Linked DNA regions of Homo sapiens: region 2 is linked to region 1. A link is a loop called in an ENCODE intact Hi-C map of the cell type or tissue named here. Cell type or tissue: HCT116. All regions are shown on one strand. Each heading gives the region's core, and the rest is flanking DNA. Links, peaks and the distances in the headings are about the cores only.

What was found. Hi-C counts contacts between places; a loop is a spot of excess contacts. Peaks named below come from ENCODE experiments on the same cell type or tissue, not always from the same donor. Only the 100,000 strongest peaks of a DNase experiment are listed, where the experiment ranks them.
Region 2: it touches region 1 in a loop (6-fold over the local background); 3 of 110 quality-filtered maps call a loop at or near these places.

The regions. Positions count from the first base shown.
Region 1 is chr14:66,349,902-66,366,456 of GRCh38, reverse strand. No RefSeq gene overlaps it. Among named protein-coding and RNA genes, the nearest start is that of CCDC196, 130 kb to the left of the region's middle. In HCT116, for the core only: a CTCF peak has its summit at 6,816 (motif pointing left); a DNase peak (open chromatin) is centred at 6,816; H3K27me3 peaks cover 392 bases.
Region 2 is chr14:67,696,303-67,712,857 of GRCh38, reverse strand. It overlaps RDH12 (retinol dehydrogenase 12), which reads right to left and starts at 10,972. Exons shown (of 9, transcript NM_152443.3): 1 at 10,923-10,972. It also overlaps a transcript of GPHN not described here and the pseudogene RN7SL369P. In HCT116, for the core only: a CTCF peak has its summit at 8,190; DNase peaks (open chromatin) are centred at 8,217 and 12,087; H3K4me3 peaks cover 661 bases; H3K27ac peaks cover 427 bases.

The sequences.
Region 1 (16,555 bases), core at 3,391-11,390:
GGGAAAATGTCCTTCTGGTCAAATCCCATTACAGTGAACTCGCCACCACTGTCTAAACTCCCTTGGTGTTAACCCAGATCAATCTTACTGAAGTTATGTAGGCCAGTGCCTGGGGCATTGAAATAATTGTTTCACATGATCTCACTGTGACAAACATTATCTCTCTCCCACTACCAATCTTTGTCATAGAAATGAGTTTCTCATGAGCCCAGAGGGAGATAGGGTCTACGTGGGTTGGGGTGGATCTGGTCTGTCTGTCTACCTCTGCCTCTCTGTCCAGTCTTGAGTGATGCAGCACATGCTGTCTGTCTTTTGCAGTGCATGACCCACCACATGGGTAAATTACCCTGCTGCCACCCAGGACCTCTTCTTTGATGAACTGGGTGGCCAGCGGGGTCTTTCCTGGAGCCTTGATGGTCTCTCCTCTGCAGAGGTGGGGCAGTGGATTTTCAGGGGATTATTTACAGTTATACAACTTCTAGGTGGTGGTGGTGGGGGCAGGGGCTGTGACTCTCAGGCTGGGGGAAATCGAAGGGTTAAGATGTTCTATGCATAGGGAATTCTGGACGCATAGTATCATAGAGTCCTAAAGCTGGAAGAGGCTTAAGATTATCTATGCAAATGGAGATGAGTTTGGGTGTGAGATACTTTAGGGTCTGGCTGCAGCACAGAGTCAATTGGAAGTCAAAGACCTGACAGAAAAACATATTTGTTCATGGAGATATAGCAATGTGGATCTGGGAAAGAAGGCAGGAGACAAAAGGCAGGCTTTCTCTGGCCCTGAGATGGGAAGTGACTTGGCTAAGAACACTTCCCTTTCTCATGCTACAACTCAGGTGGGCCTGCTTTCTAGAGCAGCCAGTTTGGAGATGTGAGGGGAACTAATCTTCACTAAATGAATCAGAGAGAAGCCAGATGTTTGCACCTGGAGTTGGGCTGCATGATTCCTGCTGCCTGCTGCTGGCAATTTGTTTCTCGGTCAACCATGAGACCTTTTGTCCGCAAAATGAAGCCGTGAAACACTCCTGCCAGAAAAGCAAGGGAGAGAGTCCTCTTCCCACTGCGCCACCATGAAAGTAGCATACTTGGTGACAGTTGTTGTTTGAAAGTGTTGATTAATCATGCCATCTGCCCTCTGAATCCTGAACCAGTTGAGGACTAGGCATAGGAGTCCAAAATGGCTGGGTGTATCTATCTTATTCCAGTCCCAGGGGAATGTGGCTCAGAGTCCAGGGCAATATGGACTTCATAGTCTTCCCCCTCTGAATTGAACTTATGACCTCGTCACAGGTAGGGAAGCGAGATTCCACAGGGCTGAAAGGTAGACTTTTATATCGTGGAAAAGTCTGGAGTGTGAAGGAAATCACCTGAGGGTTATGGGCAGATGGTGTCCAAAAGAGAGCCAGTGAGAGCTAGCCACATGCTCAGGACACTTCCGTGCACCAGCAGATGGGACATGGAGGGAATGCAGATGATGGGGGGAGAGTGGGAGGACTTTCTCCCCAGTATACCAAGAGGGCACACATTCTTATTTTAAGATCTGATGTAGGAACAGGGGGAGAAAATAGCTCCTCTACACCCACCCTCTCTTTCTCAGTGAAACCTACTTATCTCCCTACCTTCATCCACAGTCCTCACTAGCTGCTTGTCTCGAGGTTGTCTTCTGCTCACTTTGTGTTCTCCTCCAGCCTGCACAGTGGTGAGCACAGAGTAGGTTTCTTTGCAAATCCATGTTCAGAACATGGTCTACACCTTGGTGAAACAGCAGGTGGTTGTCCCAGGCTGGCTACTCCTTGAGACAAGGATCTGGGTGCCAGTAGTTCATTTGGGAAGTGATGCCAGGGAACACCAGTAGAAGAAGGGGGAACTGAGTCAAGGAAGGAAAGGGTGTTATCAAGCAGGTCACCACTTGGGCAACTGGAGCTTCTGCCCCTGGGGAACTCTATGCCAGTACAGAAAAAGATGCCCAAAGCCATCCTAGTGAGAGTGAGAGACTCAGGTTGTTTATTTACCATATTCTATTAGACAAGTAGTCTGCTAGATACGTGCACATGATATGCAATTTTTGCTTTACGGAGTAAAACTCCATCTAGCAGTTAGATGTGAGATACTCACCAGCTCCCTGTGGCTTCTCTCTGTGATTTTTGTTAATTTTGACACAAGACATTTTCTGAGCTCTGCTCTCAAGTAGAAATGTACTGCAGTAAACTAACACAGCAACAGAAAACCAAACAACGCATGCTCTCACTCATAAATGGGAGTTGAACAATGAGAAGGCATGGATACGGGGAGGGAAATAACACACACTGGGGCTTGTCAGGGGTTGGGGGAAAAGGGGAGGGAGAGCATTAGGACAAATACCTAATGCATGCGGGGCTTAAAACCTAGATGACGAGTTGACAGGTGCAGCAAACTACCATGGCACAAGTATACCTATGTAACAAACCTGCGTGTTCTGCAAATGTATCCCAGACATTCAAGTAAAAAAAAAAAAAAAGAAAAAGAAAAAGAAAAGAAAAAGAAATGTCCTGCAGTAGTCTCCAACAGTTCATCCACTGTTGGTACTGAGAAACCCACCCTCCAAGGACCTGTGGGGCTTCTGACACATACAAAGACAACAGCAGCCTTGAGCAAGCTCCATAACCATCTCTGTCAGTGTGTGAGGTCTTATAGAAACTATCAAGAAAGAATGGCAGGTACTGCAGTCCTTCGTAAGCTTCACAAAATGCCTCCTGCTGCCGAGTTGCTGACCTTATTTCAGATATTTACTAGTTGAAAGCAAATTGGCTCTGACAAGTTTCTTTCTCTCTGAGTGTGGCATGAACCTTACCTGCTTTCTACTTGGCCATTCAAAATGCTGTCATGGAGACCTGGACTGACCTTTGGGGTTGGCACCTGGAGACCACCCCTTGAGGCCACTGTCTAGCTCTTCCTGGGATGAACAGGAAAGTAAATCATGAATAGGTGATGGGTCCTGGGAAGGCTGCCTCTCAAAAAGATTCATCAGCTGAGCTTCCTGGCTCCTGTCCTGCTCCCTGCTCTCAGCCTGGCTCCTGTCCTGCTCCCTGCTCTCAGGAATCTATGCTCTGTCCAGGCACCCCGAGAAGCCCCCTTGGCTGGTCCCAGGTGTCTCCTCCCACACCTTTGCAATGCAGCTCTCACCACATGGCAACTTATTCTGCCGTCTCCCCAGGGCCTCTTCTCTGTTGGGCTTGGTGGCCAGTGGAGTCTTTCCTGGAACCTCGAGGGTCTTACTTTTGCAGAGGTAAGGCAGTGAAATTCAAGGGATTATTTGCCAATTCTGCTGAATTTAGAGACAATATAGTATGGAAACACATTTTTTCAGGCTATAGTTCAAGCATCTTCAAGGGCAGAGCTCTCTATTAGTTTTCCTATGATGCAAGCAAAATAGTTTTGGGGGTAAAAATTCCAGTCTACATAATTCAGGTATGCAAAAGTAGAACTTTATTTCTTTTCCCCAAATTTGACACTTGTTATGGGTTGAATTGTGTCCTCCTCAAAAAGATATATGGGAATCCTAACCTCTGGTACCCAGAATATGACTTTATTTGGAGATAGGGTCTTGACAGAGGCAATCAAGTTAAAATGAGGACATAACAGTGGGTCCTAATTCAATGTGAAGGGTGTCCTTATAAAAAGGGGAAATGAACACAGACATGCACACAGGGAGAACTTCATGTGGAGATGAAGGCAGGGATGAAAGTGATGCTTCTAGAATCCAAGGAATGCCAAAGATTGCCGCTGAACCACCAGAAGCTAGAGGGCAGGCATAGAAAAGAGTCTCTCCTTCCCTGCACTCAGAAAGAACCAACCCTGTTGATACCTTGATCTCTGAATTCTAGTCTCCAGAACTCTGAGATGATACATTTCTGTTGTTTGAGCCTCCCAGTTTGTGGTGTTTTGTTATAGAAGCCATAGAAAGCTAATACAATGCTCAATTCTTCTTTTTCACTGGTGGTGATAAGCTTGCCAATTCAAAGCACATTTGAGAGTCTTCTGTTGAACTCAGTATCTTTAGAATAAATACTCAGGCAATTCAGACTTGCCTCTTCTCTCCCCTTCTGTCCTACTCTCCTGCCTGTGGCCCTGGGCAGAGCTTTCCTCTGTGGATTCTGCTGCTATGTGTCTGTTTCTTTTTGCTGTGTTGGCTCTAAACACTCTGTCTATTGCTGAAGTGTCCACTTCTCGCAACTTCCCTGGCTTCAGGTCACTGTGTCCAACACATTTACTCAGTTTCAACATTCTCATCTTACATATGAGGCTTCCCCAGGTCTTCCAGCTGATTCTCAGCCTCACCTGCACCCGTCTTGTTTTGAGTGATGTGGGGATGGGGTGGGATTAGGCAGGGGTGGGGAAACTTTGCAGATATTCTCTTGAGCCTGTCTCTGGGGCCACAGGCTGCCAGAGCAGGGAGGTAGTAGTTCCAGGACATACGTTTGCCATCCCAGACCCATTCCACCACCATTTTGCCTCTCCTCTGGCTGCCCACATGTCCAGGGACTCTCTGTGAGGCCAAGGTATATGAACCCCGAGGCATCACTGTAGCAACTGGAAACAGAAAACATTCTGAAAGCCGGTCAGTGGGAGAATGATTAAATAGGTGAGAGAGTATTTTTATTGTGGAATACTATGCAGCTGTTAAAAATCTGAGGACACTCTCTATCCTGACATAGAAAGATCCAAGACCTATTGAATTCTGCAACAGCATGGATGGCATAATTCTGTTTTCATAAAACTCTGTATGTGTGTATGCATACAAAAGCACAGAGAATCCTGGACGTATATCCAAGTTATCAGTGCTACCAACAGGGGACATGTGGATTAGGAGAGAGAGGAAGGTATGTGAGAGGAGATGTTCCCTTTTCCCTAAAAATCCTTTTGTGTAGTATATAAAATATTATCGGGACTATATTTATAAATGATAAAATTTTAACAACAACAAAAAATCCTCAACAAATAGCATAAACCATACTAAGAATGGCCTGCCTGTTCCTTTCTCAGTGCCTCTAAAATAACCTGTTTACTTTCTTTATTAAGTCTAAAAAGGATCAGGCATACTTGTGGAGTTTCACTGAATTCTCTCTTTTTCACTGAGATATTGTTAGTGCAAAACTTTAATGAATAAATAAAGGACCAGAAAATACAGCTCCCAATTGCTCTCCAGACCACAGCCTATGTTGTCACAGAGGCCTCTGGCAATCCAAAAGGAATAAAGTTGAATCAAGTAACAAGGGGAAATCAATATCTTATTCATGTTAAACCTGCCCTAATGCCCTCCATTATGGGAGTCACCACACAGAGAATCGATCTGTTTCTCTTCTGGTGGAATGTGGGGGCTGTAACATTTTCATTTATATATATTAACTTTTAGGAAGGGAACTTCACTCATGGAGCCATTTCTTATCTCTATAAAACCGGCAGATTTAACAGCAGAGTTTCAGAGCCTCTTATGTTTGAGCTCCAGTTTGCATACTAAGTAAACATTCTAAGAAATAGTTCTTGGGTCAGGACAAGGATAATAATGATCATTAATAACCATCACTCATTACAAGGTTCTTCTTCCTCTGAGCTCTTCTAACCTACTGTTTATAAATGCATTTTAATTTGCCAAGCGCACTCCCCCACCCCTCCCAGGCAGACACACGCTTGCAGGGAGGTTAATTGCTACTGCCTTTATGAGCCCTGACCTGTGCAGACAGCATTCTCGGATCACTTCTCCCACCTCTGGGGCCGAGGTTAACGGTCACTGTGCAAGACTGCTTGGGACAGGGAGTGGTAGAATCTAATTACTGGCTCTTGTGGGGTGGACCCGTGAGTGCGTCTTTATGAACATGATGGGCTGAAGTAATCTCCAAGTCTGCGTGCTAATGACCTTCTGAAAGCTATTGTTATTTCCAAGGCCCTGAGGAAATTATATCTTAATTGTGAGTCTAAAATGCCCCCTATTAACTCTCTCTGTTGCCCTTACCTGATTCTTATTGCTCTGAAATCTGCTTGATCCAAATGCAACCAAATTACTTCCTCATTTTGTTCAAGAGATCCTAGATTATTTCTGTTTGAACCACCATCCCCTGTGTGGGTCCCTGTCCTCATTTGTTTCCAGCCTTAGTTGGTCCTCTCCCTAACTGGTAGATTTCCCCACGGGTACGAGTGCATAATTCTCTCTTTCTAAACAAGTTGCAACAGATTTTCTGTTTTCTGCTTTTTGAAGATATGGCTGGACATCTTAAAATACAGATTTTTGCATCTTTATTTTCTTGACTCTCTTAGTAGGTGAGTCATTAGAAGTAACAAAGAGAAAGCAGGATTAATGGTGAACATTATAAACATAGTTGGAAATAGTATTTGCGAGCTACTATTAATAGGATTTCCCCCCTCTGATTTGTTTGTGTGTTTCAGTTATGTATATTAACATTTATTTTGTCCCTGGGTTAATTCTTTATTCTCTGAAACTCCAGGAAAACAACATTGCTGTGTTGTTAACATGCCGGTGAATATTCTGCACATATACACATGCCCCTGCTGTGAATCTTTCTGGCAGACATTGTTTTCTCTGAGGGCAAGAGCTAAAATTTAAAAGCATCTCACCTGACAAATGATTAGGGAATAATTCTTCTTCAACCAAATGCCAAAACAAATCAGCTCCCTAAAGTGATGTGAGATCTCCTCAAGCTGTGCCTGGTAATATTAATAAACGAGTAGATGCCTCTGCCCACAGCTTGTCATTTCAGTGTCCCCCCCAACCCTACAGGCATCAAAGCCAAAAAAAAAAAAAAAAAAAGCTTAGGTTGCCTTTAGGAAGTTAAAGCCTGCCATCTTGTGGCGAGTTCATACAATTACACTAATATTTCATCAAGTTTAAGAATCGCATCTTGGAATTTACCAAAGGTATTTTTGGCATGCACTCACAAATGGCATCTGATGTATTTGGGCTGCGCTTATTCTCTGATAGGTACCAAAAGCTCTAAAGCTTGAAAATGACTACGAGTGCATCTTTGACATCTTGCCTTTGAGAAGCAAGTGAGAAGGTGGATGCTGGGGTGAGAGCTCTATTGTACTGTCAGGTTCTTCTAGGATTTGTAATGCTAAAAAGTGGGACCATCTGGGATACCAGTGACTGCAGCTGCCTCCAGTTCTAGGCAAATGGGTAATTTCTTTAAGTGCCCTTCTGATGAGCAGAAAAACTTCAGGCTTGTTAGCTCAAGAGTCATTTGCAGATACACCTGGAGAGATCATAGCAGGTGGTGCAGTAGAGCACCCAACTCAAGAGGCTGATCCATCCATTGGGTGCTCAGCAAATGAAAACTAATGATGCCTGTTAGTGGTTGGGGAATTTTCCTTTAACCTGGACAAATGGGAATTAAAAAAAAAAAAAGGCGCATCTTCAAGCATAATCCTCTGGCTTATGCATTTTGAGGTTAGAGAACAACACCTGGAAGATTTGCTTTTAAAAAACTATTTGTCAGATTTTAATGATTTTTTTCCACATTCTGCTCCTGCTTTCTACAGGTTCTCACAGTTGGAAAATGACAGGAGAAGGTGTTTGCTATGATATATGCAATCTATCTGGTGGTCAGAACATGGGAAAAAGAGGGGGAAGTTGGGCTTATCCAGATTTAAGCTCACTTAAAAAGCAAGAACAAGTTTGAGGGAGCTGAGTAATTTACATACTTTCAGACACAGCTGCACAATTCTTTTCAGTTTTCCCATCTGTGAGCTAGAAACGAAGGGAATGATCAAATTTGCCAATTGATTGCCTTCATGGATGTTAATGCAGTGAGGCAATCTCTAAGGTTGTTAGTGTAGCAGGGTATGTATCCTCTATTAAAAGGGGTGCACAAACTTTTAATTAAATTTGATTAAATTCGAGGGGTTTTTCTTCTTGTTTTTTCAGTACCATTTGATTCAATCAGGTTGAGAATAGAGAATCACTTTGAAGTAAATGTTCCTTGTTCTTCAAAGAAGGCTTCAGTAGGCTTCCTTGGTTATGTAAATGTCAGATAAGTAAGCCTCCTGGTCCCAGGAGAAAGCTGGAACAAGACATCCTGTGCTTTGAGTGGTTTAGAAAAGGTTGCCTCTTGGCCGGGGGCGGTGGCTCATGCCTGTAATCCCAGCACTTTGGGAGGCCGAGGCAGGTGGATCACGAGGTCAGGAGATCAAGACCATCCTGGCTAACACGGTGAAACCCGGTCTCCACTAAAAACACAAAAAATTAGCTGGGCGTGGTGGCGGGTTCCTGTAGTCCCAGCTACTCCGGAGGCTGAGGCAGGAGAATGGTGTGAACCCGGGAGGTGGAGCTTGCAGTGAGCTGAGATGGCGCCACTGCACTCCAGCCTGGGTGAAGAGTGAGACTCTGTCTCAAATTAAAAAAAAAAAGAAAAAGAAAAGAAAAAAAAGAAAAGGTTGCCTCTTAACTTGTATGAGGAATTGGTGGTGCAGGGCAGCATGGAGGGCTGTTGTTGTTGCAGTTGTGTGGTCTAGTAAGATGAAATTAATTAAATGCCTTTTGGATTTAGTTGATAGCTTCCTTTTTTCCTTGACTTACCTTGACTTTTGTGCCCAAACACTCCTGCTTCTTGTTCTGCTTCTGCTCTTAGCTCATCTCCTTTGCAAGGCCATGCTCCTCTGACTATTCTGTTGACCATCCTTAAGGCCTTGGTCCTGCTAAAGTATAATTTTCAAGAAGGTAAAATCAAGACTCTCACACAAATACAAAAGGAATACATCAAAGGCTTTATGTAACTTATTATTTAGTGAAGAAACCAGTATGTTAAAATCAGGTCAAAGGAAAATTTGAAGGCACACATAAGTATACTTAGGAATGCAGAAATGAATTTGCTCATAGATGCAAAATTGATAATATATTGTAGAAAAATAAAATGTAATGCTTGGGGTCAGGGTCATCTTTTTCACCCCAAGGTAAAAATAAATTTTATGTCTGTGGGAACAAAATTTATTCACAGTGCTATGGACAACAGTCATCTGCATTTCCATTAGTTTTCTACAAATTAACTTCTACCCCTAGAGAGTAGTGAAATAGCCTGGCCAATAGGAAGACAATCAATGATGCCCAGCTTTAAAGAATCAAATCACTCCTGGAGGGTCTGCTAGACAGAGCCCAGAACTCTCAGTAATCTCATTTACTCATTTTTTGAGTAAAGGAAAGATTTTTGAGTTGAGGAAAGATTTTGACATTTTTTCCTGACAGACTTGGGCATCCAACCATTCTGTGCTCCTTCTGGGCCATCTCACCTAAGCCACAGCTTTGATTACCTCCAATAACAACTGACTTTTAACTTTTTATCTTCTGCCTAGTCCTCTAAGTTCCAAATCCATACCTCCGTATGCTTACCTGGCAACTCCTCTTAGAAGTTTTTTAGGCTAAGAGAGAGGGCAATTTATATGTTAGAAGAAGAGGAGAGGTTTGAACTCAGCATTATATGATTTCAGAACTGGAGCCAAAAGCCTGCAACATCAACACGAGGTAGTTTTTGGAGGTGTCCAAACTCAGGGGGCTGGAACCTATGTGGTAGATCTCTCCTTTTTGTGTCTTATGGTGGGAGGGTTTATTGTCTGGGGAGGAGGAGGGTGGTGGAATGGACCTCACTGTTTTTCTAGCTGAACTACAGATAAGAGCCTATGCTGCTGGCTGCCCATGGGGAGAGTTGCTCTTTCCTGTTGATGAGGCAGGAGTAGCTGATAACCTTTTTCTACAGAAAAAGAGTTTGAGAGACTGTGGATTCTGGTGTTGTACCCTTGAGCTGCCTCCTTTTTTTCTTCCTATACAAGGAGAGAAGGCTCCAGCCTGTGCTCTGGGTGGTAGTGGAGTAGAGAGTTGGGTTTTTCCAATGCGGTTGCTTCCCAAGTCTCCCGAGGTTTATCCATATTTTCTACCTCTGCCCTGCTGACCACCGTTTCTGCTATCCTGTCTCCCTAACTTGTCTTTCCTTCAATGTCCACACATTTAAGAAGAATGAAATCTCAAGCCTCATCAGTCCCTGACTGGCCTCACAAGTTTAGCAGGAATTTTGATCTGTTCAGGTGCTTATTTCTTCCTTTGTTGTCTCTTTTTCTTCTCTTCTGGCTTCTCAGGCCTAAACCCAGAGACTGTTTAATCAGTTGGTGATCAAATGAAAACAAATGTCAGAGAGGTGACGGCAGCTAATAACCAAAGCCCTTCCTCAATAGAGAATAGCTTGCTGTTGGAAAAAGTAAATTTCCACCAGGTAGAAAGTATGTGGGAAATATTATTGAGCAGGGGGAGCCCAGCTGCCTGCCAAATCTAACCACTTGTCTGGTGTTTCATTCTTTTCTCTGCCAGGGAGCCACCATTTACACAATCCCTGCATTGGCAAAGACCATCTCAGTGGGGACTTACTAACTTTATTGGGAGGGCAAGAGAGGTCAGGTTGCTTGACATTAGTGTCCACACAGAAACCAGAGAAAACACATTTTGTTAAACATGGCATTCCCTAACATGTAAACAGTTTTAACATAATGTTTTTGATAATAAATTCTAGTGCAAAGAGAACCAAACTGGAGGGTCACGGGATACAACTGGGAGGGACACTTATTTCACCCCTTTTTACTCGAGTTACCAGCCAAATCACAGAAATGGGCTCTGCACAGTCTCGTCAAGGTGGCCTGCAGTATCCACGAATTGTGTGGCCTGCAGTATCCACGAATTGTGTGGCCTGCAGTATCCATGAATCAACTGCAAGTCTCATGTCAGCTCCTGAAAGGCAATGGGAGCGGGTGAGGAGGAGCAGCTTCTGCCCACGTAATTCCTCCTCCCTGACCTCATGACCTGCCCAGAGCTGTGCCCCTCTGCCCACTTTCCTGGGATGACTCCTAGCCAGGGAAGGCTCTCAGGTCCCAGGTACACTCTCAGCCTGCTCTTTCTGAGCACATTCCTAGTCTTATGAGATTAAAGGCTCTTCTGCAGCCAGAGAATCCTACACACACCTCCTTTGAACTCCAGCCACTCTGAAAAGCAAACAAAAAAAAAAGAAAGAAAAAAATCTGCCTATAACATATTTTTGGAAATTCTTTTCCCTTTCTTTCCAATCAGAACTGAATGAAACTACTTTCTTGCTTGTATGACATTGCTTATTGGTGCAGTACTTCAGATATCAATGCCTTAGAAACATACTCTTTTTTTTTAGGGTTTCTGTCTAGGAGTGAGGTAAACTTATCCCCTGCCAACTGTCTCACTCCCTTTCCAGGAAGGGTCACCTTCCTCTAGTTATATTGGGTGAAAATGGGCTTTAAGAAATATTATTATTAGCCAGACATGGTAGCTTGCACCTGTAGTCTCAGCTACTCAAAAGGCTGAGGCAGGAGGATCACTTGAGCTCAGGAGTCTGAGGCGTAGAGTGCTATGATCTTTCCTGAGAATAGCCACTGTACCCCAGCCTGGGCAACATAGTGAGGCCTCATCTCAATATACACACACATACATATATACACACACACAACATATGAGTGTGTGTGTCTATGTATGTATATAGTTTGCATACACACATATATGTATATATATGTATATTTAAATTAAGGTATAATTCACATATAAAATTTCCACTTTTAAGTTACAATTAAGTGGTTTCTACTATAGTCACACAGTTGTGCAACCATCATCATGATTTAGTTCCAGAACATTTTTATCACCCCCACAAAAGGAACTCCATACCTATTAATGGTCACTCCTCATTCCTCTCTTCCCTGACCTCTTACTACTACCATTCTACTTTCTGTCTCTACAGGCTTGCCTGTTCTGGACATTTTATATAAATGGAATTATACAATATGTGGCCTTTTGTGTCTGGTTTATTTCACTTAGCATGATGTTTTCAAGGTTCATCCTGTTGTAGCATCAATCAGTAGGCCATTCCTTTTCATTGATGAATAGTATTTCATTTTATGGATATACCACATTTGTTTATCCATTCATTAGCTGATGGACACTTGAGGTATTTCTACTTTTTGGCTATTGTCAAAAATGTTGCTACAAACATTCATGTACAAGTTTTTGTGTTGATATATGTTCTCAATTCTTTTGGATATATATCTAGGAGTGGAATTGCTGGATTGTATTTTAACTCTGCATTTAACTCTCTGAGGAACTGCCAAACTATTTTTTAAAGTGGCCTTATCATTTTACATTCCCATCAGCAACGGATGAGAGTTCCATTTTCTCTACATCCTCCTCTCTTGTTATTGTCCATTATTTTGATGATAGCTATCCTACTAGGTGTGAATAGACATCATTTGTATATTACTGTAATTTTTGTTTTTTGTGTTAAGAAACACATTGCGTGGTATCTACCCTCTTCAGCAATTTTAAAGTTTATAGTACCGTATTGTTAATTATAAACACAACGTTGTACAGCAGATCTCTAGAACTTTTTCATCTTGCATGACTGAAACTTCATACCCATTAAGAAGCAACACCCCATTTCTGCCTCCGTCCAGCCCCTGGCAACCACCATTCTATTTTCTGATTTCTATTTTCTGATTTCTATTTTCTGATTCTATGAGTTTGACTATTTTAGAAACTTCACGTAAGTGGAATCATGCAATATTTATCCTCCTGTCGCCAACTTATTTCACTTACAATAATGTCCTGAAGGCTCATCAATGTTGTAGCATATGACAGGATTTTATTCTTTCTTATGGCTGAATAATATTCTATTATAATATAGAATATTACATGTATATAATATGGAATAATATTAATATGGAATATTAATTATTACATTACCACTGGCAATGCATAAGGGTTCTAATTTTTCCACATCCTCATCAGCACTTGTTAATTTCTGTTTTTTTTTTTTTTATAATGGCTGTCCTACCAGGTGTGAGGTCGTACTGCACTGTGGTTTTGATTTGCCTTTCCCTGATGATTAAATGATTTTAAGCATCTTTTCATATACCTTTTAGCCATTCATATGTCTTCTTTGGAGAAATGTCTATTTAAGTCTTTCACCCATTTTTAAATTGGGTTATTCGTTTACTTGCTATTGAATTTATACACACACACACACACACACACACACACACACATGCTGCTTGACTTAACAATGGAGTTATGTCCCAATAAATCCATCATAAGTTGGAAATATCATAGGTAAAAAATGCATTCAATGCACTTAACCTACAGAACATCATACCATAGCCTAGCCTACCTTAAACACATTCAGAACACTTACGTTAGCTTACAGTTAGGCAAAATCATCTAATACAAAGCCTATTTTATAATGAAGTGTTGAATATCTCATATAATTTATTGAATATTGTACGGAGAGTGAAAAAAAAACGGATGGGTGGGTACTTGACATACAGTTTCTACTGAATGCATATCACTTCTGCACCATCATAAAGTCAAAAAATCATCAGTCAAACTGTCGTAAGTCAGGAGCCATCTGTGCGTGTTTGTGTGTGTGTGCATGTGTGTATATATATGTGTGTGTATATATATGTGTATATATTTAAATTGACAGATTAAATTATATTTATTTACCATGTACAACATGATGTTTTGAAGTATGTATACATTGTGAAATGACTAAAATCTAGCTAATTAACATATACGTTATCTCACATAATTATCATTTTTTAGTGAGAACACTTTCACTTTACATTCATTCTCTTAGCATTTTTCAAGAATACAATGTTGTTAATGTTGTTACCATATTGTACAATAGATCTGTTAACCTTACCCCTTTTTTCTAACTGAAATTTTGTATCCCTTGACCTACATCTCCACAAATCTTCTGCTCCCAACCACCTCAACCCCTGGTAACCACCATTCTGTTCTCTACTTCTGCGGGATCAACTTTTTTAGATTGCACATATGAATAAGATCATGCAGTATTTGTCTTTCTGTGCCTGGCTTATTTCATGTAACATAATGTCCACCAGGTTTATCCATGTAGTCATAAGTGACAGGATTTTCATTTTCTATGGCTGAATAGTCTTCCATTGTGTATATGTACTACATTGTATTTATTCATCTGTTGAAGGGCACCTAGATTGATTCTAAATTATTTCCTTCCTTCTACTGACTTTGGGCTTAGTTCATTCTTTCTTTTCTGGTTCCTTCAGGTGTAATATTCGATTTTTAAATTTGAAATCTTTCTTCTTTTTCGATGTAGGCGTTTATTGCTATAAGCTTCCTTCTTAGAATTGCTTTTGCTGTTTCCTTAGGTTTTGATATGTTGTTTCCATTTTGGTTATCTCAATAATTTTTAATTCCCTTTTAATTTCTTCATTGACCCCCATTGGCTGTTCAGGAGTATGTTGTTTAAATTCCATGTATTTGTGAATTTTCTAAAGTTCTTCCTGTTATTGCTTTCTAGTTTTATACCATTGCGATCAGAAAAGATACATGATACAATTTCAATCTTCTTAAATTTGTTAAGAATTGTTTTGTAGCCTAACATATGATCTATCCTGGAGAACGTTCCATGTGAAGTTAAGAAGATTGTATATTCTGTAGCTGTTGGATGGAATGTTCAGTATATGTCTGATAAGACTATTTGATTTAAAATTTAGTTTAAGTCTAATGTTTCCTTACTGATTGTCTGTCTAGATGATCTGTCCACTGCTGAAAGTCCCCTACTATTATTGTATTGCATTCTATCTCTCCCTTCAGATGTAATAATATTTGTTTTATATATTTAAGTATTTCAATTTTGGGTGCATATACATATACAGTTATTATGTCCTTTCATTGAGCCAGTTTTTCATTATGTAATGACCTTTGTCTATTTTTACAGTTTTTTATTTAAAAACTATTTTATCTGATCTAAGTATAGCTACTTCTGCTTTCTTTGGATTTCCGTTTGCATGGAATATCTTTTTCCTTCTTTTCAATTTCAGTATGTGTGTCCTTAGAGGTGAAGTGAAGCTCTTGTAGGCAGCATATAATTGGGTCTTGTTTTTTTATCCATTCAACCACTCTTTCTTTTGATTAGATAATTTAATTCATTTATATGCAAAGTAATATTGATAGGTAAGGACTTAATACTACCATTTTGTTAAATTGTTTTATAGTTGTTTTGTATATCCTTTGTTTCTTTTTCTCACACAGTCTTTCTTTGTGGCTAAGTGATTTTCTCTAGTGGTATGCTTTTATTCATTGATTTTAAATTTTTGGGCATCTGATATATGTTTTGCTTAACATGAGGCTTACAAGAAAGCACCTTGAAGTTATAACAGGTTATTTTAAGATGATAATTAACTTTGATCACACACACACAAAACTCTCTATGTTTTCACTCCACTGCTCCCATTACCTATGAATTTTTGGTGTCATAATTTACATCTTTTTATATATTGCATATCCTTAACAAGTTATTGTATTTATTATTAATAGTTTTGTCTTTTCACCTTCATAACAAAGATATAAATGATTTACATACCACCATTACAGTATGGGTTTTTCTTAATTTGACTGCATATTTTACCATGAGTTTTATACTTTCATATGTTTTTGTGTTACTTATTTGTGTCCTTTTCTTTAGCTTGAAGAACTCTCTTTAGCATTTCTTGTAAGACAGATATGGTGGTGATGAACTCCTTTAGCTTTTGTTTGTCTGGGAAAGTGTTTATCTCTACTTCATTTTGAAGGGCAGAGTTGTTGGGTAGAGTATTCTTGGTTAGGGGTTTTTTTATTTTCCCCATTCAGCACTTTGAATGTATCGTCCTACTTTCTCCTGGCCTGTAAGATTTCTGCTGAGCAGTGGGCTGCTAGCTATATTGGACCTCCTTTACATGTTATTTGTTTCTTTTCTCTTGCTGCTTTCAGGGTCCTCTCTTTGTCTTTGTTTTTTGGCAGTTTGATTATAATATGTCTTGTGATAGTTATTAGAATTGAATCTAATGGAAACCTTTAATATTTGCATAACTAGATATTTACATACTTCTTTAGGTTTGAAAAGCTTTCTGCTACTATTTCTTTAAATAAATTTTCTATCCCTTATCTTTTTCTTCTACTTTTTTAACTCCTATGACTTGACTATTTGCTCTTTTGACACTGTCCCCTAAGTCTTAGGAAGCTTTCCTCATTTCCTCATTTCTTTTTATTATTTTTTCTTGTCTGACTGTATATTTTCAAATATCCTGTTTTGAAGTTCATAGGTTCTTTCTTCTGCTCGATTATTTGCTGTTGATAATCTCTATTGCATTTTCATTTGGTTCATTGTATTTTTTTTTTCAGCTCTGGAATTTCTGTTAGTTTTTTGTTGTTGTTGTTATTTCAATCTCTCTATTAAATTTCTGATTCTGGTCATTTAATATTTTTCTCATTTCATTAAGTTGTTTCTTCATATATTCTTGAAGCTCCCTGAGCTTCCTTAAAACAGTTATTTTGGTTTCTTTGTCAGGCAGTTCACACATCTGCATTTCTTTAGGGTCATTCACTGGTACCTTATTTTGTCCGTTTGGTGATGTCATGTTTCCCTGATTGTTCTTGATCATTGTGGTTGTGCATTAATGTGTGTGTAGTTGATGAAGTAGGTACTTATTCCAGTGT
Region 2 (16,555 bases), core at 4,573-12,572, 1.3 Mb before region 1:
ATTTTCATAACAAGGCCACCTTTTTGCTAGCTGCCAACTGAAAGCAATGGCTGTCACCTCACCCTGTAGTTCAATAGCTAAAGTTCTGCCTTCTTTTTTTCCCTATCACAACAGCCTAGGTTTGGTTCCTAAATCAAACCCTTTCTGGTTTGATACTTGGTACTTCTGAAATAGCAGCAATTTGTCCTAGATGAAATATAGTAATGAGATTTTAAAAGATTTTTTAAAATGAGCTCAATGGTTAAAAGTCAGCTTAATTAAAAGCTAACATCCAAGGTGTGTTTGTATTTAAAAGGCCTTCATGTTTTTGTTTTGTTTTTTTCTCACCCAAAACCTTGTCTTTTTTTTTTTTTTTTTTTTTTTTGCAAGTTTTTTCTTCTCAGTTGACTGAATTCTGTTTTCTTCATTAATAGCTATTGCAACAGAGGCCACTCTGGGATTTTTAAGGAAGAATGTAGCTTAGACACTTAGAAATGTCTTTATTAAAAAACAAAAAACAACAACAACAAAATTTTTAAGTGCACTATAAAAGCATCACATGGTTTAACCTCAAAATAATTCTCCCTTTTTGGAGACCCAGGATTCAGTGTGGGCTCCTCCCAGAGCTCAGAGATCCAGTTAAAAGACAGGTAGTCCCAGGCCGGGTGTGGTGGTTCACGCCTGTAATCCCAACACTTTGGGAGGTCAAGGTGTGTGGATCACGTGAGGTCAGGAGTTCAAGACCAGCCTGGCCAACATGGTGAAACCGTGTCTCTACTAAAAATACAAAAATTAGCTGGGTGTGGTGGCACATGTCTGTAATCCCAACTACTCAGGGGGCTGAGGCAGGAGAATCACTTGAACCTGGGAGGAGGAGGTTGCAGTGAGCCTAGATCGCACCATTGCACTTCAGCCTGGGCAACAAGAGCAAAACTCCGTCTCAAAAAAAAAGATAGGTAGTCCCTATCTAAATAAAATTTGTCTCCTTATACAATCCTATGATAGATTTCTGTAATTTTGTGTTTGATTTGACATCCATCTTCAATCTCCCTCTAGAACCATCAGACTTTTTCTCTTTGTACCTTATGGTGTAAATTTTGCTATTTGACTTTTCACCTGAGTTGTTTCCTTTAATATGAAAATTTAAGGCTATTTAGCTGAGAACTGCCTAGTGTTGTGAAACAGGTTATCAAGAATCTGGAAGTCTAAGATAGGAAAGAAAAAAGGTCTTTATGAATCTATAAGATGTACTTCTATTGGCATGACTAATATGTCAATGCATTTATGTGTTGTGTACACAATGTTTCACTACTGAAAATATATAAAAGAGCTCTAATTAATTGGCTTAAAGAAAAAGAAAAGCACTTAAATCATCAAATACTTTATCAGAAAAAGGAAGACTAGTCAAATCCTTTTTCAAGTTCATGTAACTTAAGTAAAATATTTAATAAATAAGCTAGCTTTAAAATTATTGGTAAAGTAATATTAGAAATGTCTTAAGAATTGCCAGCATACATTTTTGTTTGCATTTATTAATCAAGCAATTTCATACTTATTACTGCCAAACACTATAAGGTGTCAAAATTTGGCATAGGGATTAGAAAACTATAAACTCAGACCAAAACAGAATGATCTCTGCTTGTGTAATCTTTAATAAATAAGACATTGATATTGGTTTAATAAAAATAGCTAAACCTTAAATTTAGTAAGATTACCATAACTTTAATTTTGTGGCTTTAGGTGGTCTAGTCCACAGGAAGTAAGGTTTGTTATCGTCTTTGTTTCAAAGCTAAACTATAAACTAAGTTCCTCTCAAAATTTGTTTGGCCTATGCCCAGGAATGAACAAGGACAGTTTGAAGGTTAAAAGCAAGATGGGGCCAGTTAAGTTAAATCTTTTTCACTGTCTCAGTTATAATTTTGCAATGGTGGTTCCATAATTTTAAATGATGACTATCACAGTTTTCATAAATAATCTAGGTAAACAATGAAAATAAAATAATTAGGTAAATGTAATAGAATAAATACTTGTAGACACATTCATCATAATTTAGAATCTAAAGTTATATTAAATTAGATAATAGATATTTCATTATTTGGGTATTTTCTAATAAAAATATAATTGTAGGAAAACGTTCTTTCTAAAAAAAAAAGTGTGTCCTTTAAAAAAAAGTGAAAAATTTTTGTCTAATTCAAAGCTTATTTAAAGATCATGTATAAAACAAGGTAAAAGGAACCAGGAAATAAAAGAGATGTAAAGAAAGTTATAAAAATAAAGATTTTTTTTGTAAGAAAGCTTAAAGAGAAATAATTTCATATGAAAAAGAATATTGTGTGGTAAATTTAGTCCTAGAGTAAAATGACATGACTGGTTATTTAAGAAGGAGGGATGTTCAAGACAAACTGGAAAGTCCAAGCATGTCACAAAAGGTCTATGTAAGTCACAATAAGCGGATTTATAAAACAAACAAAACCAAAAACTTTTATATGATCAAGTTGTCATATTATTATTAAGTTTTGGTTTGCTTAGGAAAAAAAGATTAAAACTTTTTTTAAATTAAGGTTACTACATCTGTGTATCTCTCTTGTGAACCCAGAAAATCTCAGACAGGTCTCAGTTAATTTAGAAAGTTTATTTTGCCAAGTTTGAGGACGAGCCCATGACACAGCCTCAGGAAGTCCTGATGACATGTACCCAAAGTGGTCAGGGAACAGCTTGGTTTTATACATTTAGGGAGACATGAGACATCAATCAATATATGTAAGAAGTACATTGGTTCAGTCTGGAAAGGTGGAACAACTTAAAACAAAGGCAGGAAGACTCTAAGTGGGGAGGGAGCTTCCAGGTCACAAATAGATAGTAAACAAACGGTTACATTCTTTTGAGTTTCTGATTAGCCTTTCCAAAGGAGGCAAATTAGATATGTATCTATCTCAGTGAGCAGAGGAGTGACTAAATAGAATGGAAGGCAGGTTTGCCCTAAGCAGTTTCCAGCTTGAGATTTCCTTAGTGATTTTGGGGGCCCAAGATATTTCCTTTCACACTCTTTATGCTCTTTTAAAGTACTTGTGACATTGAGTTACAGGGCTTTGATGCCTTGGTCTAAAAAGGACATCAAAGTCCTGCTAATTTTTTAAACACTGACAGCCATTAAAGCCCCCCATCTTCAGGCCTGGTAGAAGATGCCAATCAAAATAAACTGTATTCCTGAAACACAGGGCCAGAAATTAAAGCTATTAAACTCCTCAAGGCCCAGGGACTATCACAGAAGAGATGGGCATGTGAGATTGTGAGGGCCAATTTTAAGAGATAAAACAAGTTCTGTTTCTCTACATGTTAATCATTAATGTCAAAGGCACACTGATGCAAGACCAGCATATGGGCCCCTGTGTCAGATTAACAAGGTTTTCTTGAAGCATTAACCAACTCCTAAAGGTTATAAAGGTTATGAAAGGCTTATGAAAGTTATATCTTATGGTCAAGATTAAAATGTTATAGATTGTTTATAAAATTTTGAAAAATGAATTTAATTGGCTTCATGCTGTTTTTATTAGGGCTTATTGTTTGGAAAATTAAGTCTCCTCTCTCAAAGAATGAAGGTTTTCACCTTTTTTGGGGAAATCCTTGAGTTATCACTTTGGTTAAATGAATAACTTATTTCACAATGACCTATTAATTCTATTTTGTGATATCAAGTGTTTTAAACCTTTGATATTTGACAAACTTTCCAAAATCAAACTATAAATTATGTCTTTTTCTGACCTAATTAATCCTTTAAGATATTGTTGGGCCTGGCACAGTGGCTCACACCTGTAATCCCAGCACTTTGGGAAGCCAAGGCCAGCGGATCATGAGGTCAAAAGATCGAGACCATCCTGGCCAACGTGGTGAAACCCCATCTTTACTAAAAATACAAAAATTAGCTGGGTGTGGTGGCGCATGCCTGTAGTCCCAGCTACTCGTGAGGCTGAGGCAGGAGAATCACTTGAACCTGAGGGGCAGAGGTTGCCGTGAGCCAAGATTGCACCACTGCACTCCAGCTTGGCGACAGAATGAGACTCCCTCTCAAAAAAAAAAAAAAAAAGGTATTATTAATAGGTTCCCTAGAGTCCGAAAATGACATATTTGGCTTATTTGGTATAAAAATTATACAGGAAGCATAGTCAAATATGAAATGGTGTTTGGTTTTCTTTGGGCTGTATTTGTATAAATATGTTACTGGTATGTGTTCCAAAATCATGGGAAACTCCTGTAATTTTGGTATGACTTAGTGTACATTATCAGTAATAATTATAATTGTTATGTTAAATTATCATATGCCACAGAGATAACAAATTTCCTTGTCAATTGTTTCTTTATGGCTGCCCTAAAACCTTTCATCATCCACAGACAATTGTTGTCTTGTTTTGGTCCTCCTTAGAAGGTGGTTTTATAATCAGCTATAGAACTCTAACAGGTGTTCTTAAATGCAGGTTTCTGATAACTTTGGAGATTGTAACCTTAGAATAGAGGAAAAAACTTTCAGGACTCTCATGGAGAGCTGAAGTGTTCACGAATATCAAGCAGAACAGGATTAACTGCATAAACTAAACTGATAGAAGACTAAAGTAATATTTTTAACTTTTTGCTTAAAACGTTGCTGATCCTTTTTTTTGTTTTTCAGAGTCAAGAAAACTTTTCTTTTAAGCTATTTACAGCTTTTAGCAATTGACTAAAGTATACTCCCATGAACAAAACTTGGGGCATATTTGTGTCTCTCTGCCTAATTTCTCCAGAATTTGGAAATTATTTGTGAGTATTTGTAACTTATAACAATACAGCTATTTACGTAAGTGCAGTAAGAATCTGTTTCCATTTGTAACAGGACACAATTGGAGAAACTGGTTATTTTATCAAGACTTTGACTGGAATGGTGTGCTTTCCCTTGGAATCAAACTTGACTTCTGGAACCAAGATAGCCCCTTGGAAAAATTGGCCTCTTACCTTTATCTACACAGCCCCTGTACAGGGTTCCTGATCTGTGGTAGGTAAAGAATGTCACTTTCTGACAGGCCCAGGAGCCCCAAGTTTACCTTGGAACCTCAAGAGGAGAGGTTAACTCAATTCATAGGTATTTGATAGCACAAATCCACGGCTGGGCTCAGCTTTAAAGAAGTCTTATCTGAGATTCTTTCTACAGAACACAGTTTCATCAAAGCCAATTTAAAAGCCTATGTAAAAAATAATTATTCTTACCAGCCTGGCCAACATGGTGAAATCCCATCTCTACTAAAAATATAAAAATTAGCTGGGTGTGAAAGCACATACCTGTAATCCCAGCTACTTGGGAAGCTGAGGCAGGAGAATCACTTGAACCCAGGAGGTGGAGGTTGCAGTGAGCTGAGATCACGCCACTGCACTCCAGCCTGGGCAGCAGAGTGAGACTCCATCTCAAAAAATATATATATATTCTTGCTGCTCTGTATACAAATAATTAGGCCAAGTATAATAAAGCAAACAAGTCCTACCATAATTTGTCTTTAGTAAAAATGGGAAACTGGAGAGAGAAAAGATTGTTTCAAAAAGTGTAGTACACCTATTGTTAGATTTTAGTCTTGCCTAATGTTTTGCAATTTTTATTGTTTTCTACAGTTTGGACTGAATTCTAATTTTTGTTGGCTACAAGTCTTCAAAATAATGTTTTCAATTGTTTTCCTTCTTTTTTCCCCATTTTTCCTAATTTGGAGTCACTAAAAAACTAAGTTGTGCTTTCGTAAAGCTCTGCAAACTGAAGCTAGACAACTTAAACTTCAGAAGAAAATAACAGCAACCTATTTACATACATAAACCGCTTTCATACCTGCCTACTGATGTATGGACTACAGAGTAATGTGGCCTATATCAATTTTCCAGGATTTTTCTTTTGTTTATTGTTGTTTGTATCCCTTCCTCCCCCTAATTTCTCTGCATAGGACATGAGACTTCACAACCTTCTAAAAATGAGCTTTGCTAATAACTTAGGACCTACCTGTCTAGGAACGAACCATCCTAACCAAGAGAGATTAGAAAAAAGCTGGGACCAGAGACTCATTTTCTTCTAAAATGCTTTCTCCAGAAGATTTTTTTTAAAGGGTGGAGAAAATGTGAAAGGAAAAGATCTCGGCCCCCAAAATCACAAAGCCAAAGGGAAAATTCAAGCTGGGAACTGTTTAGGGCAAACCTGCTTCCCATTCTATTCAAAGTCATCCCTCTGCTCACTAAGATAAATGCGTATCTGATTGCCTCCTTTGAAAAGGCTAAACAGAAACTCAAAAGAATGCCCCTGTTTGTGTCTCATCTTCCTGTGACCTGGAAGCCCATTCCATGCTTCGAGCTGTCCCTCCTTTCCAGACCAAACCGATGTTCATTTTCCATATGTTGATTGATGTCCCGTGTCTCCCTAGAATGTATAAAACCAAACTGTGTTCTGACCACCTTGGACATATGTTGTCAGGCCCTCCGAAGGCTGTGTCGTGGGGACACGTCCTCAACCTTGGAAAATAAACTTTCTAAATTAACTGAGACCTGTCACAAATTTTCTGGGTTCACACTACAAATATCACAAAATCCAGAAAATGACATTATATTTTTATTTTATTTTTAAAATTAGAGACGTGCATTGCTATGTTGCCCAGGCTGGAGTGTAGTGGCTGTTCATAGGCACTATCTTGCGACTGATCAGCGCCTGTATTTTGACTTGCTCTGTTTCTGACCTGGGCCAGTTCTCTCCTTCTTAGGTAACCTGGTGGTCCCCTGCTCCCAGGAGGTCACTATATTGATGCTGAACTTAATGTGGACACCTGATTGGCACAATACACTACAAGCCCAGAACGTCTAGGCTAAAGGGATCTTTCTACCTCATCCTCCCAAGTAACTGGAACTATAGGCACATGCCACTGCACCTGATATCTTTACTAATTAACTGCTTGACATAGTTAATGATATTTTTTTCTTATATTTTTGGCTGTATACTTTTTGAGTGCCTCCTCCTATAAAAATTATTTTGTAAATATCATTTTCCCTAGGGAAAATAAAAAGATAATTCAGCCTTTCCTCTGTCATGGTTGATCAAATGTGTCTTTTAAAACATCTTATTTTGAAATATTACAAAAAATTGCAAAAATAATACAAAAAATTCCTGCATACTTTTCACTCAGCTTCCCCAAATGTCAACATTTTAAATAACCTTAGAACAATGATCAAAACCAGGAAATTAACATTGGTACAACACCACTAACTAAACTAATGGCTTTATTCTAATTTCACCAGTTTTCTCACTAATGTCCTATTTCTGGTCCAGGATTGAATTCAGGACCCCACATTGCATTTAGTTGTGATAACCTACAGGTCACGTTTGGCAGTCTTCCAAATTAGCCTACCTGGGGCAAGTCTTATGATTCATGGCTTACATAGCATTTCTGAGTAAAGAATCTTACGATGAGTCTCTCAAATCTTATTGAAAATTTCTCAAACTGTTGACGTACACATTAATATGTAACCTACTGACACTGAAAAGGACACTGATTTGTTTCTGAATCATGAAGTGTTACTGATTGTCTTAAACATGGACATTTTAACTTGTATGTTGTCATCTGTAGCCAAGGACTGTAACCTCTGTATTGTGCCATTCAATGAAAAAGGACAACTCCAGTATGAAGAGTCTCCATCCCTTCTTCTAAACTTTCTTATAAAATCATTCCAACTTCTAACGACAGACTTTGGAATACACCCAGCTTTATTGGCGTGTCTTCCCAGATTGATCCTCACATTTGGCTTCCAATAAACCTTTATCAATTTATTTCTGCCTCAACAGCCTTAATTTCCATCAACAAAATGGCATAGCTGACAGGATTTCAGAGTGACCTCCCTGGACTACCTAGACCTGCTTCCAACCTTTGTGCATGTGCCAGCACAAAATCCATTGTGTTCCTGGACTTAGATGCCCCTGCTGAGTGCTACAGATGAGTTCCTCCTGAAATCAATGAAGTTCCTGTCTTGGTTGATGTTCTGGTTTATTAAAGCTGGTTTCCTCCTTGGCTACGTGGTACAATGACTGTCTCAGAACGAGAGCTGCTGCTATGAATTCAAGATAAGGGCTTTTGTTAAATACTAGGGCAGGGTAAAATAGAAGCTTTGTAAATTGTTTCCCTGGTGATTTGGGGTGAGACCTTTCCTTAGCTTTTTCCTTTTCCAGTCGCATGAGGGCACTCTTACTCTACTCCATAACTTGTCCTCACACAAAGCTAAAATGGGAAGTGCACTCTAAGACACCTGCTGAGTTTTAGGTATAATACTTACCATCCTTCCACTTGCAAGTGCCTAGATAAGCAGTAGATCCCCTAACCCAGGGTGGTTATAAGCAGCAGTGGCCAAAATGGAGCTGTTCCGAAAATGCCTAAGATAATTTATTTGCACACACAGTTGAAAAAAAGCTGGTTTTAGATACAGACAAATTGAATGGAAGATTTACTTCCAATAACACCTACAAGCTTCTAAAAAAATTATTTTAAAAATGCCTCAATTCAAGAGGTAAAAAAGATATGTGAAACGATTTGAAAATTTTAATGATTTAGGAGGCTTTCTCCTTTTTGCCTCTAGCTGCTCCTCCTCCTTCTACCCCCGTAATCAGAACTCAGCTCTTCCTGTTTGTTCTCCTGGCTCCCATACACCTCTTAGGCACAGATTTTTTAGAATTTCACAATACACACATTTCCTTCCCTCAAAAGGGGGAAATATATTTAAATTTAAAACAAGGGGAACAAACAAAACAACTGCAGAATGAAAATAGAACTACTGAGATCATAAAAATACGAATCCAACAGTTTTTCTAAACTGAGAGATTAATATTTTAAAAATGAGATTCTCAAACATTAAGACATGCCAGGCCAAGCACAGTGGCTCACGCCTGTAATCCCAGCACTTTGGGATGCTGAGGTGGGAAGAACACTTGAGTCTAGGAGTTTGAGACCAGCCTGGGCAACATGGCAAAACCCCATCTCTACCCAAAAAATGCAAAAATTAGCCAGGCACGGTGGTATGCACCTGTAGTCCCAGCTATTAGGGAGGCTGAAGTTGGGGGATCACTTGAGACCAGGAGAGAGAGGTTGCAATGAGCTGTGATCATGCCACTGCACTCCAGCCTGGGCAACAGAGTGAAACTCTGTCTCGGAAAAATAAAAAAAGACATACTGGGTTTTCTGAGACTCCAGCTAGATACATATTATGGCCCATTGTTGTGCACATCTTAAAATAATAGACAGATTAGAACTCAAGTGGTCCACCCAGAACTACAGAGTTAACATGTAGGATCGTCTAAGTTCTCTGTCTACCTCTATATATTTTTTCTGCCTACTTTGAAACTACTGACTTTTCTACTTGTGTTGAGATAAAGCTCACTGTTTATAGTATTACTAACTTAAGAAGACTTAGAAATTTTGTTTTTCTTATACGATTCAGCCAGTTCAAGCTAAAATGTTAACATTAAAAACCTAACTCTAAACTCATTTGAAACTGAATAAAAGGATAAAAGATTTTTAAAATAAAACTGCCATCGAACTACCTTACCCAAAAATTTTGGCTCACAGCCTTCATTAGATTACCTATTGGGACAAATAAAATTTAGCCATGTGAACTAACAGGTCCCAATTTTTTCCAAAAATAATTTAGATCCAACTATCTTTTATAAACTGGTGAGTTTGTATTACTATCTCATGACTAAAATTCTAAAATGAAAACTATAAGGGCCAGATGAGGTGACTCATGCCAGCAGTCCCAGCACTTTGGGAGGCCAAGGTAGGAGGATCATTTGCGCCCAGGAGCTCAAGACCAGCCCTGGCAACATAGTGAGACTCTGACTCTACAAAAAAAAAACTTTTTTAAGTTAGCTGGGCATGGCGGCACGCACCTGTAGTCCCAGGTACTCAGGAGGCTGAGGTGGGAGAATCACTTGAGCCTGGGAGGTCCAGGCTGCAGTGAGCCATGGTCATACCACTGCTCTCTACCCTGGGCAACAGAGTGAGGCCCTGTTTCAAAAGACAAATCAAAAAATAAAGGTATAAGATCTCTATTTGTGCATATATATGTGTGTTTAGATGTGTTTACATATATACATGTAATATGTTATATGTTGTATCTACATGATACCCAATTGACTTATAGATAAATGAGCACTCATAAATTAGTAAGCCCAAAGGTTTTCCAAGTTCACATGACTTAAGTAATTCTTTAATAAATAAACTGGCTTTAAAATTATTAGTAAAATAAATATTAAAATGTCTTCAAAATTGTCAACATACATATTTGCCTAGATTTATGGTCAGATTTATACTTGTCTTATTAAATATTTTACAGGGTCAGGATTTGGCACAAAGGTAAAAAACTATGAACCCAGCCAAAACCAAAATAATCTTTGTGTGATTTTTTTTATAAGTAAGACTAATTTAATATTGTTGGTTTAAGAAATACAGCTAAACCTTCTGAGTTATCAACAAAATACCCATGTATTTAACTTTAAATTTCTTGCTTAGGTAAATATCTGACATTCACAGGCTATAAAAATGGTTAATAGAAAAAAACTTAAAAAACTGAGCACAGGCCAGGCATGGTGGCTCATGTGTGTAATCCTAGCACTTTGGGACCCTAAGGTGGGAGAATCACTTGAGCTCAGGAGTTTGAGACCAGCCTGGGCAACATAATGAGATCTCATCTCCATTTAAAAAATATATATATATTAAATTTTTAAAAAAGCTGGGCACAGTGGTTCATGACTGTTATCCTAATGCTTTAGGAGGCCAAGGCAGGTGGATCATTTGAGATCAGGAGTTCAAGACAAGCCTAAGCAACATAGTGAGACACTGTCTCTACAACACAGTGAGATACTGTCTCTACAAAAATTTTGAAAATTAGTCTGGCATGGTGGCACTTACCTGTAGTCCTGGCCACTCAGGAAGCTGAGAAGGGAGGATTGCTTGTGCCCAGGAGTTGAGGTTACGATGAGCTGATCATGCCACTGCATGATAATAATTTATTACATGGTAAATTATTTTCCTAAAGCAAAATGACAGGTTAATTATAAAAGAGAAAGGGTAGGGCAAAACAAAAGTTCAAACATGTCATAAATAGTCTACAGAAATCATAATAGGCCTGGCGTGGTGACTCATGCCTGTAATCCCAGCACTTTGGGAGGCTGAAGTGGGCGGATCACAAGGTCAGGAGTTCGAGACCAGCACAGCCAAAATGGTGAAACCTCATCTCTACTAAAAATACAAAAAGTAGCCAGGTATGGTGGCGCATGCCTGTAGTCCCAGCTACTCGGGAGGCTGAGGCGGGAGAATCACTTGAACCTGGAATGCGGAGTTTGCAGTGAGCCAAGATAGTGACACTGTACTCCAGCCTGGGCAACAGACTCCATCTCAAAAAAAAAAAAAAAAAAAAAAGAAATTATAATAAAGTTCTTTAAAATTTTTTTAAATGTATATGTGATTAAGTTGGCTATAATCAAAAAAAAGTTATAAGTGTTTCTAAAGATTGAGATTTTGGTCCTCTATGTTAAAATAACATTGTCTTAAAGTATAAATTTGCTCTTAGTGAATTACAAGAGCTTTTGATTTTAAATTCTACAATCTATTTCTTTTCTAAAACTTCTCAAATTTATATCTCAAAAAATTCTACTTGTGCTATACCTCGCTGCACATGATTCCCAAGTCATGAATCGTTGTTGTTCGTTCTTTATACCCTTAAAAAGATACATGTTTTTCTTGGTTGAAATGATAATCCTCTCCTTCAACCTTTTTGTCAACTTCTGTAATCTTTGACTTTTTTTTTTTTTTTTTTTTTTGAGATGAAATTTTGCTCTTGTCACCCAGGCTGGAGTGCAGTGGCAAGATCTCCGCTTACTGCAACCTCCGCCTCCCAGGTTCAAGTGATTCTCCTGCCTCAGCCTCCGAGTAGCTGGGATTAGAGGCATTCGCCGCCGTGCCCAGCTAATTTTTGTATTTTTAGTAGAGACAGAGTTTCATCATTCTAGCCAGCCTGGTCTTAAACTCCTGACCTCAGCTGATCCACCCGCCTCGGCCTCCCGAAGTGCTGGGATTGCAGGCATGAGTCACCATGCCCAGCCAACTTCTGTAATTTTTTTTTTTTTTTTTGAGATGGAGTCTTGCTGTGTCACCCAGGCTGGAGTGCAGTGCCGCGATCTAGGCTCACTGCAAGCTCCGCCTCCCAGGTTCACGCCATTCTCCTGCCTCAGCCTCCCGAGTAGCTGGGACTACAGGCGCCCGCCACCACGCCCGGCTAATTTTTTGTATTTTTAGTAGAGACGGGGTTTCATCGTGTTAGCCAGGATGGTCTCGATCTCCTGACCTCGTGATCTGCCCACCTCGGCCTCCCAAAGTGCTGGGATTACAGGCGTGAGCTACTGTGCCCGGCCTTCTGTAATCTTTTTCTCTGGTTCTAACTCTGGTGTGGCCTGATGCTAAAATGTTTATCTTAAAGCTCTGGAACAAAACCATTTTCCTCCAATATAACTTGATTCTGTAGTCTTGGCTTTTCTCGATATAGCTAAATTATTTCCTATAACCAGGGCACTTTTGATGCTGTTACTGAGACATATTTATTGTCCTGCTTAAGATACAAGTTTCCTTGTTTACTTTCCTCAAAAATATAGTGTACACTCATAACTCTGGACACACTCTTCCTGTATTTTAATTAAATCCAAGTATCCTTTTTTTTTTTCTCGCTCTGTCTCCAGGCTGCAGTACAGTGGCATCATCTCAGCTCACTGCAACCTCCGCCTCCCAGGTTCAAGCGATTCTCCTGCCTCCATCTCCCAAGGAGCTGGGACTACAGGTGCGCACCACCACGCCCAGCTGATTTTTGTATTTTTAGTAGAGACGGGGTTTCACCATGTTGGCCAGGATGGTCTCGATGTCTTGACCTCATGATCCGCCCACCTCGGCCTCCCAAAGTGCTGGAAGTACAGGCGTGAGCCACCGCGCCCAGCCTAAATCCAAGTATTCTTTTCATTGAGTTTGTCTTCCAGGTTATCTAAATAGAGTTCCAATAAAGAAAAACAATCATATTACAAAAGGTTTTTCTTTACTTTTTAGTAACTATCCTAAAATTTTTCTTAATGTTTTATCAAGGTAATTCCTGTGACTTACTGTGTTTTGATCACTTTAAAAAAAAAAGCTTTAAAAAGGTGAAGATTTTTTACATCCACATAACTTTCTTTCTTTCTCTCTCTGTTTCTTTTTTTTTTTTTTTTTTTTTTTGAGATAGGGTCTTGCTCTGTCTTCCAGGTTGGAGTGCAGTGGCACAATCACAGCTCACTGCAGCCTCAACCTGTGAGGCTCAAGAAATCCTCCCACCTGAACCTCCGGAGTAGCTGGGACCAAAGGCACACACCAGTACACTGCCTATTTTATTTATTTATTTTTTGTTTATTTATTCATTTATTTTTTAAATTTTTGGTTGAGACAGGGACTCATTAGGTTTCCCAGGCTGGTCTCGAACTTCTGGGCTCAAGTGATCCTCCCGCCTTGGCCTTCCAGTGTTGGGATTACAGGGATGAGCCACCACATCCAGCCTTTTATCTTTTTTTTTTTTCTGAGATAGAGTCTCGCTCTTGTCGCCCAGGCTGTAGTGCAATGGCGCGAACTTGGCTCATTGAAACCTCTGCCTCCCGGGTTCAAGTGATTCTCCTGCCTCAGCCTCCCAAGTAGCTGGGATTACAGGTGCCTGCCACCATGCCCAGCTAATTTTTTTGTATTTTTAGTAGAGATGGGGTTTCATCATGTTGGGCAGGCTGGTCTCAAACTCCTGACCTCAGGTGATCCATCCATTTCGGCCTCCCAAAGTGCTGGGATTACAGGCATGAGCCAACATGCCTGGCCCTTTTATCTTCTTTAGAGTTCTCTTTTCTTCTTACTAGCACACAGGTTGGCAAACCATGACCCACAGGCCAAATGCAGCCCACTGTTTGTTTTTGTAAATAAAGTTTCATTGGAACACAGTAACATTTGAACAGTAAACACAGTAACATTTGAACACATTTGTTCAAATATTATCTATGGCTGCTTTCACATTTACAACAGCAGAGTCGAGTAGCTGCAACAGAGACCAAATCCTCCTCAGAGCATAAAATATTTATTTTTCTTTTCAGGAGAAGTATAACAGCTCCTATACTATCCAGTCCCTCATTATTCCAATCCCATTATAGTTAATAATTTTTTTATGTTAAACTTTCCCTGTTCAAATTGTTGTGTAGTTTCTCACTTCTGATTGAACCCTGTCTGATACATCTCCAACCTCTCTGGCCGTTTCTCAGTCAATTTTTGGGCTCCCCTCCCTCTACCCATTTCATAATGTTAGGGTTCCTCAAAGCTTCCCTCTGCTTTTAGATAGGTTTTTGCTCTGCCACCCAGGGTGGAGTGCAGTGGCACAATTCTAGCTCACTGCAGCCTCCAACTCCTGACTCAAACAATCCTCCCACCTCAGCCTCCCAAAGAGCTGGGACTACAGATGTGTACCACCATGCCTAGCTAATTTTTTAGTAGAGATAATCAATGGTTTTTAATCTAGATTCCATTATGGCTCCAATGTGTCTATAAACCACCTGAAATTATATGCAAATTTTATATGGATATGCAAATACACACAAGTATGGGGAGAAATTTCCAGCTTCATCTTTTGGCAATATAGCTCAATAGTTAAGGGCACAATAGACCCTGCATACAACTTGGTGGACAAAAGTGACTGCATCTGGGATGCTAATCTGCAATGCTGACTTCAATGTTGACTGCAATGTTGATTAGCCCCAGTCCTGTGAATATCTCCTGATTCCTACTTTATTTACTGTCCCTAGTGTAAGAACATGTCAACCTTGATGTTATTGCACAAATTATTATCTATTACACATGTAGCATTCTTGCCTGTTCTGGAGGGCTACCTTTAATTGTCTTGCACAGAGCAGTTTGACTCTTTCCCTACAGTATATAAACTCTGAGTGTGGAGCTTACATGTACAGAAATCTGCCACCCAAGCCCACATTTCTGTCTGTAAATTCCCACAGTAAAACACCCTTACCAAGAAACTGGATTTGTCTGCCTCAACCTTTGGTGTCTTGGCTCCTCTGGCATTTGGGGGCCACTTTGCATATAGGGCCCTCTCATGGAACACCACCTGCTTCAGTTTGAATCCCAGCTCTGCCTCTTTGACCTAGGCTAGCTTACACGGTGCCTCAGTTTTCTTGTCTGTAAAATAGGGAAAATTATAGTACCTACCTCTTAGAGTTGTTATGGGAATTAAGAGTTAATATATATATATAAATCATTGGGACAGGGCCTGGCCATAATTAAGCAGTATTTAAGCACTGGCTATTATTGCCATTTCTGGCACTCTCCCTTCTCCCTAGACGGTTTTCTGTTGCTCTAGTGCACCCTGCTTTCTCTGACTGTGAACCCTCAGGTGGGGTCTTTCCTCTGCTCAGCACACTCTTGTCTATGTTGCTTGCCTACTAACTTCCCTCTGGCCTCCGCTCAAATGTTATTTCCTCAAATAAGCCTCTCCTGATCTAGAACTCCTCTCCCTTGTAAAAGCTCCCAGAGCTTTCTCTAATCCTCCTCATAACCTTCACCATGATTTATTTACAGTGATTACTTATTTAAGGTCTTCTCTGACAGTCCATGAACTCCGGGCGAGCAGAGATTATGTGTTCCTGGCTTCCTGCTGGACATCAGCACAGTGCCTAGTACACTATAGGAATGCCATAAATGTTTGTCAAATGCGTGAATGACTGAATAAGGAACAAAACAAATGAAAGGCTTTTATAAAGTTATAAAACCCAATACAAATATTAGGTAACACAATAATGAGAATGTGACAAAATGTGATGATTGCTAGGTAATCTAATGTTAAATTGGTAGGAATTAGTATTGTGTGAAGGAAACCCTCTCTTCTCCAATTTGCTATAAAATATATTAGTTCATTGGAACCCGTGTCTTTTAACCAAATGGAAATTATGCAAAAGGACCAGAAAATATTACTGGGTACAATTAAGGAATCACAGACAGATATTGATTGGTTAAAACACCCTCCACTTTCACCCCCAGGAAATAGGCCTCAGATGAAAGAAACTATTGAACAGGGAACCTATTTATTCACAGAGAACATATTCATGGCCTTAATTCAAGACAGGATTAAATACTTTCACGAGTTGGCAAAACCAACTGTGCCAATCTGAGATATTCATTGCTACCCTGGGAGTTAATGTATGTGACCCAAGCCATCAGGAAGACGATATTCTATTATCAATGAACACTCAAACACTAGAAAAATCATGATAGTTGCCACCATAATTCAAGATAGACACAATAAAGTGATTCTCCTGAGAATGTCTTCAAGGACTTATTGCTTCCTCTTCTCTGGAAAAAGGAATCCTCGAGGAGGAAGGGTTTACATTCCCCCACCTTCCCAACTGTCAGACTTCGGACCGCTCCTCTCCTGTCTAATCCGCCTTTCATTTCCCAGACGCCAACATCTGATCTCCAGGAGAAACAGT